2 separate regions of the Mus musculus genome follow, and region 1 is linked to region 2. Evidence: chromatin contacts called from ENCODE Hi-C or POLR2A ChIA-PET data. All regions are on one chromosome and are shown on one strand. Each heading gives the region's core, a stretch centred on a gene start or an enhancer-like site at or near the end of the contact. The rest is flanking DNA. Distances are from core to core; before and after follow the strand shown.

The links. Hi-C counts contacts between places; a loop is a spot of excess contacts on that map. ChIA-PET counts read pairs that join two places held with the same protein, here RNA polymerase II (POLR2A).
Region 1: a loop to region 2 is called in a map of heart, with 2.0 times the contacts of the local background. The contact joins two enhancer-like sites. A Hi-C loop is called at or near these places in 1 of 37 maps with a recorded cell type or tissue (heart). POLR2A ChIA-PET finds 5 or more read pairs at or near these places in 1 of 5 experiments (embryonic stem cell).

Annotation. Positions count from the first base shown.
Region 1 is chr1:92,339,879-92,345,222 of GRCm38, reverse strand. No RefSeq gene overlaps it. Among named protein-coding and RNA genes, the nearest start is that of Gm35992, 37 kb to the left of the region's middle. Within about 2 kb of position 1,987, at least 2 of the 3 ENCODE cell types and tissues checked have a DNase peak (open chromatin) inside an H3K27ac peak, as active enhancers do; they include heart, where a contact is called at or near this core.
Region 2 is chr1:92,210,751-92,216,454 of GRCm38, reverse strand. No RefSeq gene overlaps it. Among named protein-coding and RNA genes, the nearest start is that of Hdac4, 33 kb to the right of the region's middle. Within about 2 kb of position 4,113, at least 2 of the 3 ENCODE cell types and tissues checked have a DNase peak (open chromatin) inside an H3K27ac peak, as active enhancers do; they include heart, where a contact is called at or near this core.

The DNA.
Region 1 (5,344 bases), core at 738-3,237, 130 kb before region 2:
GAGTGACCATCAGTCCTGACCCAGAATGGTGACTATCAGCCCTCCATTAGAGTTAACTGGGATGATGGGGAGTCCCATATCTTATCCAAGGAAGGAGGTATCCTTCACTCATGGTAATAGGGGTAAGGAGCTTGGAGGGCTTCTGTTAGGCATTCCCAGCAGATCTGCTCGGTTCCTGGCTTGTTCAAGACTCATAGGTCTGGCAGTTCCCATACAGTATCTGTTGGGCTGGGGACATCACTACAACAGAAGAAGACTAGCTGTCTCTGGGTCCTGGCCCCCCAGCAGCCAGGCAGGCACTAGCCCTGGGCCTCAGTGGGAAGGAAAAGTCCCTTTATCACTCTCCAGCATTTAGTTTGCCTGGATCCTCCTCCCCTAGCTAATTCCTCCACTGCTTCTAGCACACAATCTAGCCTCCAACTCCATTCTCTGCCTCAGGGGTCCTAGACCCTCTATGATCTCTGCCCACAGCCTGGGCTCTAAAGCTTGTACCATGGAGCACTGTAGCTTCTGCAGCCTCAACTCCTATCTACGTGCCCTACTCCACCCCAAATCCTCAACTCCCAACTACAGACTGAACCAGGTAGTTTGGGGTGATCAGGAGTGGGTGGAGCCCTCCTGAAAGCCTCAAGGTTGGCTGTGCAGAGGGGAGCGGCTCTTCTCATAGGCATCTGCAATTGCCTTAGTGCCCCAGGAACAAGGAGGGTGGAGCAAGAGAGAAAGGGCTGGAAATCCAGACATCTGAGGAACTGGAGAGAAGGGTGAGCCTCAGAGTCTACCAGTTTCTTTGCAAGTTGGGGTAGGTTGGCTTTCAGGGTCCTGAGGCTATTTCCACCAAGAGAGTCATGTTAGAGTGCTGCAGCCCTTGGGAACGGAGAATGGTATATGACCCCGATATCTCAGGCTGTCTTTAGAAATGAGAGCTGGAGAGCAGAAGGCTACATGTGAAGAGGGGCACTGGGCAGCCCAGGTATGGCAGGAACACACCGGCCAGGATGAGAGGTAGCCCAGCTTCCTGCTCACTGTGTGCGTGGGGCACATTAACTTCTCTGGACCAGGTCTCCAGAGGTGCACTCCAAGGGAGGCAGGGAAATGGGAGAGACAACAGTGCTCACCCACAGTCCTCACCAAGCTTGGCAGCTATGTGAGCCGGTGCTGGCATGTCCAGTAGGCAGATGGATTACAGTGGAGCTCAGTTTACTGAGTGAGGTCAGCCACTCCAGCTGTCACCCACGCCTTTGGAACTGGAGCTGCCATGAAGATGTTCTGGCAGGAAAGAGACCTATCTTGTCTCCCAACACCCAGGCTGGGCCCTCACACCTGCAGGTTGGTGACAGATTTAGCATCTGCCCTGGCACCCTCTCTCCCTCCTCTGCATTCTCTCCCCCACCTTGGTCTGCATCCTGAACATCATGGGACCAGCCCCTTGTTCTTGCCAACTGGCTGTTGTGCATGGCAGTGACCCAGCCCCAAGAAGACATTCCTGATATATTTGCTATAGAGCTTTCTGGCTGGGCAGAGGTAAGAGAGATAAAAGGCTTACATTTGAAGAGCTGGAGGTGGGAGACTGAAAGCGCATTCGAGAAGTAAGAAGACGGTCTCAGAAGGTTCTGTGTGGGCCATGGAGAGAGGGCATGAGAACCAAGAACCAAAGGCTATATTGCCCAAGAGCTGGCATCAGTCATAGGGTGGGTATCTTATGACAACACTCCAAAGGGCCAGCTGTTTCTTGCAGGAAGCGGATGGCAGCTAGGGTTCTCAGGAAAACAGCCTGCCGATGTTCAAAGTGCAAATGAGAGACATAATCAGACATAGACTCAGCCACTGTGCTTGAGGGGAGGAAACCAAGTGGGGTTAGAACAACCTGGTCTGAGGATACTGAGCCAAGGGCAGGAGAGGACAGGGCCACCATGAGGACAGGGGACACGCTTTAGGGGAATGCACTGCACTGAAGGGGACAACAGTGGTAAGCAGACAGGAATGGGTGCCAGTTCCGCTTATGAGGAGCCCTGGTAGAGAGCAGGGCTGGGTGGTGCCACCAAGGCCAAGCGTGGGTGACAGCTGGGAAGCAGGGACCCTTTCCCCCAAGCCCTGGCCACTAAGCTGCTTCTCCATTAGCATTCAGCAACCACGGATCCGATTCCTGAGGTCAGTCCCAAGGTGAGTTTGTTTTTATTTTGAATAGAGTAGCAAAGAGGAGCTTACTGGTCGACCACACTCACACTATGTCCCCACTTGAGGGCCAGGTCTCTGATATAAGACCCACTATCCAGCCCAGAGCAACTCAAAGCCCCAGCCCTTTCCTGAGCTTAGGACCTTCCAATTGCTTTCCTGGTCACTGTCTCCTGGTCATACAGAGGCCTTCTGTGTCTGTCTCACTGACATGAATGAGTCCGGGAAGTACAGCCACAGGCTATGGTTACAGTTTTTCTAGTTCTTACCCTGCATCAAATCAGATTTTAAATTCAAGCCAGTCTTCAGTAAAAGCCACTTAGATGACAGCAGCCCCTGGCCCTATGGGGGAGTAGCTGTCTTGATGCCTTGGTGACACCTTCAGATTGTGTCCTCTCTTGGTGCCTAAAAACATTACCACAGTGCTGGCTGACACGACGTGTGTGGGGTAAGACTTGAAAGGGCCTTAGTGTGTCACCTAAACCTGCCCTTCTCCGTTCCTGTCACCTCGCAAGTAGCAAGTACATTTTCAGAGACTGGGGAGCTCACCGCAGATTCAAGGATACAGAGACAAGGGGACATTTCTACAGGCGAGATGGAGAGGCTCACACAAGCTGTTTTGAAACAGCCATTTCTTCCACTGAGACTTAAAACAGGAGTGTTCAAGGATCAATAACAAGGTGGCGCCCGTCCAAACTCGGGCAGGCCACGGCTGGGTGGATGCCCTTGCAAAAGTATTTTCTGAGTAAGGTTGCTCTGGTCTGTGCAAGGCTGTGGTCTGGCAGGGCGTTCCAGGCCATTCCTAGATCAAGCACAAATGTGAGCTCACCTCCTTTAAGTACGCTTGGCTTTGTTTACTATTTGCTTTTTGTGTGTTCTAACCTGGGAAACCCCATTGATCCTATCAGTATCTCCAAGTGCAGGTTCTGAGTGGATTTCATCTTGGTCAGCATGTGGACACAGAGGAATGACAGCGAGATGGTGAGCCTCACACTGGCATGGGCACATCTGCACAGGCTGTCCCTTGGGTATGTCCTTTCCGTGTGTGTCTATGTTGGGCCCTGTGGGGAGCGGGAGGAGGTTTTCTCTGAGATGGCGACTGCACAGCATCTCTCTGGAGGAAGAGAGGATCCTTTTGAGAGAGCAAGAAGTCAAAGCACAGAACTGGGAAGAAATTGCTCAGGACACTGGGCCAATAACTGTCACTTACCTGACCCAGGTTCTCAGGACTGCTCTGCAGTAACCCACAGATGATAGCCATGGGCCCAGAAGCAACCTGAGGAGAGGAGTCTGCTTAGAGCCTTCCCAGACAGTAGGCCATTCTAGCCTAGGGCAGGTGAGGTCCTTAGCCTACTCCCTTTGCACACTCATCTGGGTCTCTTTCTATCTGTCTTCTGCCCAGAGGACCCCGTGTTCTGTGGCTAAACTAGCTTTTGACCTAACATCTTCTCCTTGCTGGTCCCTCAGTCTGGATCGCAGCAGGTTTTCCTTCCTGACTGCCTTTGTGGTCCAGTTTGTGTTTTCCTGAATAACTGCTCCTTCTCACAGCTCCCTGCCATGCCAGGTCACAGAAGCCTCAGCCTTCTTCTCCGGAGAGCAGGCCTGTGGTAAGGCAATTTCATCCTGCTTGGGATAGCTGCAGATGCTTTCTGTCTCTCCCCATTTCCCAGGCCTTGCTACTGGTTGGTTGCATGGGTCAATAGGCAACCAGACACAGATTCTAGTCCTGGATCTGCCTCTGAGACTAGGCAGCTCCTGTGACCACCCTGACCCCAACTTCCTCAGAGCCTCTTGTGTTGGCTGATGTTGGCTGGTGTTGCCACGAGGGTTACGTGAATCAACCTCACAGAGCACTGGGCAAATGCTCAGGAGCCAGTGTCCTTGCTGGAGGGCTACATGGGAAAGTGAGCAGTAGAGACAGCTGCTCCACCGTGGAACACATAATACTCCTCTTTTAAATTTTCTAAAAGCTAATCGACTGTTTATTGCCACAAAAATTAAAATGCTGAAATATAAGTAGAAATGAATGCAATTATTGTGGGAATGAGGAATGTAAATAGCCTAAGCAAATAAGAGGAGGAAGCACTCATCGCTAAGCCATCTACCGGGCAGGCAAAGACACAGACGGGAGAAGACACAAAGCGTTACCAAGATAGACTTCATAAACTCTCATCATGAGACAGCTGGAGCAGGTGTCAGAGCAGGAAGGCTTCAGGGCAGGGAGTCACCCAGAGTGCGGAGAGACATTTCACAGTGATAGAAGGGGTTAGTTCAGGAGAGCATGCAAACAGACATACACACACGAAGCGAGACCTGGGAGAAGCCAAGTGTTGTGGCTGACAGCTGTAATCCCAGCTCTTGGGATGCAGAGGCTGGAGGTTTTCTGTGAGTCTGAGGCCAGCCCATGAATCTTGTCTCGGTCAACAGAGCAAAACAAAACAAACCCCAGTACAGCAGAGCTGAGCCTGTGAACAAGTAAACACACAAGCATGGGTGGGGTTTTGCAGCTGATGGAAGGATCCAGGAGGATGCCTGAAGCCTAAGTAGACCTGCTCAGCAGCCTGACCTCTAAGTTCACCAAGTGGCACCAGAGAGCAGCAGATCCACCCACTCCGGGGAAGCGTTCTCCAAACACCTGGGATCCAGCAGAGTGTCATCTCAGGCCACCGAAAAGAATTCAGCAAATAACGCTGGGAGATTTGCTCCCCACCCGGGCAATTCTGTCTTTAAAAAGTAGATCTCTACTTGCTGTCATCCAAGGAGAAACTCCACATGCATTTGCATCTTGTAATATTAAAACAGGAATATAGGAATGAGCCCTAAAGAGCATGAACGGCAATGAGAAGGGCTGGTTTGCACACCAGGAGCATGACAACACTTTCATAAAGCCACCTTCTCACGGAAGGTGTGTCACACAACATGGCCACTGTCGAAATCCGACGTATGTTAAGGGTTCCCTAAAGTGCTAAATAATAAGCCACAGTACCATACAGAAATTATCAAACACTTGTGTCATGTTGAAAGATTTGCCAAGTCAACTTATTTATAAGAGAAATACAATCCATGCCATTGATGACTAGAGAGACAAATTATAAAACGTATTCTCTCTACCCACGACAGGGGCAAACGGAAGTCTCTTTACCTCAGGTTCCTCCACACACGTGGGGATGAG
Region 2 (5,704 bases), core at 2,864-5,363:
GATCTCCAGCTTGAAACCACACTTTCCTCTATTTAGTCTCTAATAGGGAAGTCCCACATCTCTGCACATTCTTTAAAAAAAAATGAAAAAAAGAAAAGAAAAAAAAAAGACTTCTGTTGCCAAGAAGTTTTCGAAAGTTACTATTTTTGTAGGACCTATTAAAATGCAGCGCGCTCATTCCCCTGCGCTGACTCGGCAGGAGTTAGGCGCACAGGCCCTATTTCCAGAGCCCAGTTGCCATCTGGGCCATGCGCAGATGTTTTGGCAGGACAAGACCCCTCCAACACAAGTTTTTGTTCATTGTATTAAACAAAAGCAGCCCTGTTAATTTCAGCTTCATTCAGCACCAAGTCTGAAGGGGGTGGGGGGAGGGGGAGAGAATCAATATTTGCTAAGAGGAAAAGAACAAAATCAGTCAGGGGAGAAAACAATTATTTTCTGGCTTTTCATAGAATGTTACAAATAATGATGGCTCAAACCCAAGAAAATAGTTCAAAGAATTGCCCGACATCAGCCCTTTAATCTATGGTTCCGTTTACCCTCTGGTTCATTCTCTCTGAGAGAGACTTGAATCCGTGAAAAATGTTTGTGGGAATACAAACTAATTGCTCCTCTCTGCTGCATGTTCTCAGCTGGGTGAGATCCCAAAAGCAGCCCAGCTCGCAAGGGCAGAAGATGTTTGCCACAGGACAATAGGCCAAGTGTAGGTACTTCTCTGGGAAGTGAGAGTGGTTCACAACCTGTTAGGCACCCTGGAAAATGTACAGAGCCCATACAGGTACCTACAAGGTCGGGCCATGGTAGCCCCTGGACTCTCCCTGCTCAGAGGGCTAGGAAAGTGTGTGCAGTCATGAAAGACAAAGCACTGGCTAATCAGACATGACTCCTTGTGCGCAAGGGGTCACTCAGCACAAGTTATTATTATCTCCTGGAACAAAGAGCTGGCAAGCCCAGACATGAGTCACTTTATTAACCAAGGGATTAGGACTGAATTTCACAAGGCCAGAGGCCGGCCTGTCACAAAGCACTAGTACTTTTCCGGGAAATGAGGGGTTCTCCAGAGAGGAAAACATGAGGTTCCAGGCCCAGAAATCGGGGTCCGAAGTGTGTCTCCTTGCTATTACAGCACAAGGGAGGCCGTGGCAGTGGGAGGGGTCTCAGGCTGCTTCTTACAAGAACACCATGAATTTCTCTGGCTTTTCAGGATTTCCTCTGTGTTCACAGTCAGACGCTGTCAGCCTTGACTCCTGTTGGTAGACCAGAAGGCCAAAGCGGTGCCCTCTGACCCAGCCTGAGCAGAATTGGGCAGAGGTTTCAGCCTTGCCAGAAGGCCTTGCCTTTCTCCTCATCCTTTGCATCCTGTCTACCTAGGTCACCACCTGGGGCTTGGCTCTGCTCCCTTGCTGACCAGGTGGTCCTTCCACCTAATTTGAGATGGACAGCTGCTCTCTGTGTGCTACTTTTACAACTTCCAATGTCTGAACAGAAAGCCCAGAAATGCAGTAACCAGAAGGGGACCAAGCCTTCCAGCTCTAAAGTTCAAGGGCTTGATCTTCCTCAGGACGTGTGGGTGACAGACATTAAGTAACAGTCATAAGGTCTCAGTGGAATTGACCCCAGAACCTGTACTTGGGGTCAGCTGTTTCTCCAGTGATATCCTAGAGTCACCTCGGCTCCCCAAAGCTGGACTTCATGCTCCCATTTCTTCCAGGTATCAGCTACAGTGTAAATGTTTACATCAAAGAAAGGCCAGGTTCTACACTCCAGCCATATGCTAAACATTTACCAGACCTATAAGACCCAGATCACAATTCCCGGATCCCTGGAACTTTGGAGCCTCACTTCTTCCCAGCATGCCCACTGCCTGGTGTCCTCTCCACAACATTAACCCTGAAGCCATGTTGGATCTCAGGCAGGTAGCTGGACCTGTCTCCAGCTCAACCATAGCCACCAGCCACCACAGGACTCTTAGGCAGTCCAACTGCCGGATCACCTCACCCATAGAAGGGAAGAGACATTCCTTAGGTAGCCACTGTGTGCCAGGAACTGAGGTAGGTCCTGCAGGCAACCTGGCTGTTGTGGTTTGAATAAGAGTGTTCCCCATAGGGTCATAGACTTGAATGCTTGGTCACCAGCATTCAAATGGAGTAGCATGATTTGAAAGGACTTGGAGGCGTGGCCTTGGTGCAGGAAGTGTGTCACAGGGGGTGGGGTGGGGGGCTTTAAAACCCCATTGCAAGCCCAGAATCTCTCTCTTCCTGCTGCCTATGGATCTGAATGGACAAGGATGTAGAAATCCCAGCTAATTCTCCAGAACAATGTCTGCCTGCGTGCTGCCATGCTCCCCACTATGATGACAACTGACCAAACCTCTGAAACTGGAAGCCAGCCCCAACTACATGTTTTCCATTATAAGGGTCACTGAAGTCATGCTGTCTCCCCACAGCAATAGAACGCTGAATGAGACACTGGCCTAGCTGCAATGGGAACCCTGAGTTCTAAAGATGCTCAACCATTAGCCAAAAAAAGGGAAAAATCCCAAGATCCAAAGTCATGATCAGGAAGCAGCTGTCCTGTGAAAGCTTTGGGAAGACTCACTGGCTAGTTTTCGTTCAGACTTTCTGTTTATCCGGCCATTATAGAGGGTTGTACTCCCTCTGGGCAAGTGAGAGGAGGGGATGTATCTGGGGAGGAAACCTCCCTAGGAAAGAGGATGTCTGAGGAGGGAGACTTCCTGGGAAATGAGCATGCCTGAGTTGAGGGGCCTGCCCAGGGAAGATAGGCAGAGCCTACATAGGGAGGGGACTACCTAAGGAAGGGAACCTGCCTGGAGATTGGCGTGCCTAAGGAAGGTTTAGATAGCTGAGTCTGAGTCTTCAGGGTCTAATTCCTCTCTGGGCTGAGTCCTTTGATGCTAGGTGATTTCTGCTCCAATCTACCAGTACCTGGATGCAGAAAGAGGTAATTCTCACATGGCTGTCAGTTAAAATAACCACAGGCACAGAAAGATGACAAAGTCCCATTTGAACCTGGTGCATGGGGTCATGTGGAGCTCTTTCTGAAAATATATCATCTCAACCCAATGTCTCTTGAGATCTCAATTGAACATACAGGATATATGGTCTTGGCTTAGTTTCCATGTCTTCATTTGCATAGCGAGTTGGTTCTGTCCACCGCCTCTGGTCTCAGCATCTCAGAGAGACTGTAAAAGAAACACAAGCATGAAGGGACGGCCGTGGCTCTAGCATGTGAAGCTGAGGGCTCCGTCCTCAGCACCACAAAGAGATGCTGTGCACAGCAGAAGCCTGTCCCCCAGAAGTTATTCTAAGGAGTCAACTGGACCCATGAAAAGCACCTTGCTGTGAATTTTTACTCTTGGTGATTTAGGCTACAGAGCCTTCCAGATGTTGCAAACCAAGCAGCTAGTGATTGACACATTTCTCTGGGGCCTCAGATCGTCACGGACGTTGTTCAAAGGCCTGGCAGACATTTATTCGACTCTCTAAGAGAGGCCTTGCTCTTCCCGGGGCCAACAGATGAACTGGGATGAGGAGTGTACCCATTTCATGGGAGGCAGATCCCAGACCCTCAGTAGCTCACTGCGGGTGCCACTGCTTCATGTTCAGAAATCCGTATAGGGAAGTGCTGTGTTACAAGACCTAGAGTGTGATCCATGAGAAAACACGAAATCTCCCCCATGGCAGGCTTCTCTGTTGTGTTGCCACCCCGCTGTCCCCCATGTAAGAGGTGCAAGCACTGACCTCTCTCCCTGGCTCCGAGGCCAGCAGCCCATTCATCCTCGTTCCTGTCAGCAGGGGCAGCAGGCGAGGACGGGAAAGCTGACCCTGAAAGTATTTTCACAGCTGCAAGAAGGCTTTTCCACTTGAGCCTTTAAAAATAGGTTGTCATCCCCACACCCCCTGGGAGAAGTAATCTAAGCACAACCCTTTTCTGGGTCCAACTAAAGAAGTTCGGAGGCATCTTCCATTTGTGTGTGCCAACTACACTGAGCCTAAGCCACTGTCTGGGCCTCAAGGGTCTAACTGGGGACCTATATTATGCTGTCTGTTGGGGGCGGCTCAGCTCCATCTGGCAAGCCTCCAGCAGCCTGTGCCAGGGGGAGGATAAGGCCCCCTGCCTGTGTGGCATTCACAGGCTCAGCCCCAGGGAGCTTGCCTTCCTCATGTCACCAGCAGAAGCCTCAGAACTGTCGAGGGGCAGAGCTTTACAGTGAGCACAGCTGGGCAGAGCCCAGGAGGGGACAGCAGCTTTGCTTTGTTCCCTCGAGCCAGCCTTTGTCACACACATGCCCACACGTAGCACAGGAAACCTGGACAAGGACAAGGCTCATCAGCCATCCCCACGATCCTCATACTCTACCCCTGCAGTATGGCAGCAGGTCTGTGCAAACATCCCAGTCAATGCTACGTGCTCCCTTCAGGTCCGCTCAGCTCTGGAGTCATGCACGGCACTGCAGAAGTAGAGGAGCAGGCAGCTCCTTCGATCCTGCGAGCTGACCCCCCTGTCGCTTCCTCCTTTTAGCCCCTTGATGAAAATGATACACTGGGGGTTCCAGATACTTGGTATGCACTATATGTGACTTTTCAGAACAGCTGCATCACAACTTGGGTGACATCTCAGAAAAGATGCTTTCCTGGTCTCTATGTGGCTTCCAGAGGACCCTGCCTGGTATCTCCTGCAAAAGGGCCTGGATGGAATGGGAAGAAATCAAGATGGAGGCCCAGAGAGGTACCACAGTTCACAAAAGGCCCTGGGATTTGGGAGCTAAAGGACAAGCACCTGCAGGGAGTAGAAGGCAGTAGAGACCATCCCTCAGAGGCAGAGGGGTCCATATGAGCCACACACTGGCAGTCCCTAGGGATGGTTAGGGATAAGATGATGTAGCTTTAGTGATAAGAGTCTCTATACCATGGTGTCCTACTCTTAGACTAGGAAACAGTAGTACACAAGTCACAAAGGGGACAGGGCCAAGATCTGTGACCTGAGCATCTACCCATACCCTTGTATGAATGAGGAATAAGTGTCACATTTGAGTGAGCCCCACTCAGAAGGTCAATGTTGAGACCTTGGGGCTTGCAGGGCCTCCTGCACAACTGCTCCGTCCACCTCCTACACAGAGGCCAGGACTGTCCTGGGGGGCCTTCCTTTCTCTTCCATCTCTCACTCTGCCTCTTACCCATCCCCCTGGCATGTTCTATCCCCTCTCAGAGGTTCCCTACTGAGTACTGAGTAAGACTATACCCTAGCGCATCTATCTGATCAGCCTCTGCAGGAGTGTAGCCCAGACCAGAGGCTGCAGCAGCTTTCAGGCCTCAGGCCATGCCACATCCTACCGCAGGAGTCCCACTCCCACACTGACCCTGGATAGACCCACCCATCAAGCTTCCCAACAAGGGATGCCACGGAAGCAGTTTTGCACACGTGCAGGATCTCATCTTCTGAAGACTTTGGATTGCATCGCTGTGGCTCAGCAATCCACCTCTCACAGCTGCACATTAAAAGCTTCAGAGCTGTGTGTCGACTGCAACATCTCCGAGACTGATTTCAGGGAGAGGAGCTTTCTCTCCTGTTCTCTGTCACTCGGCTTTTTCTCACTTTTTTTTTTTAAACAGTCATTAAAGATGATCCCTAAGGAGATGAAGCAGAGAACTTAGTGTTACGATATCAGAGCTGTCCCGACTGT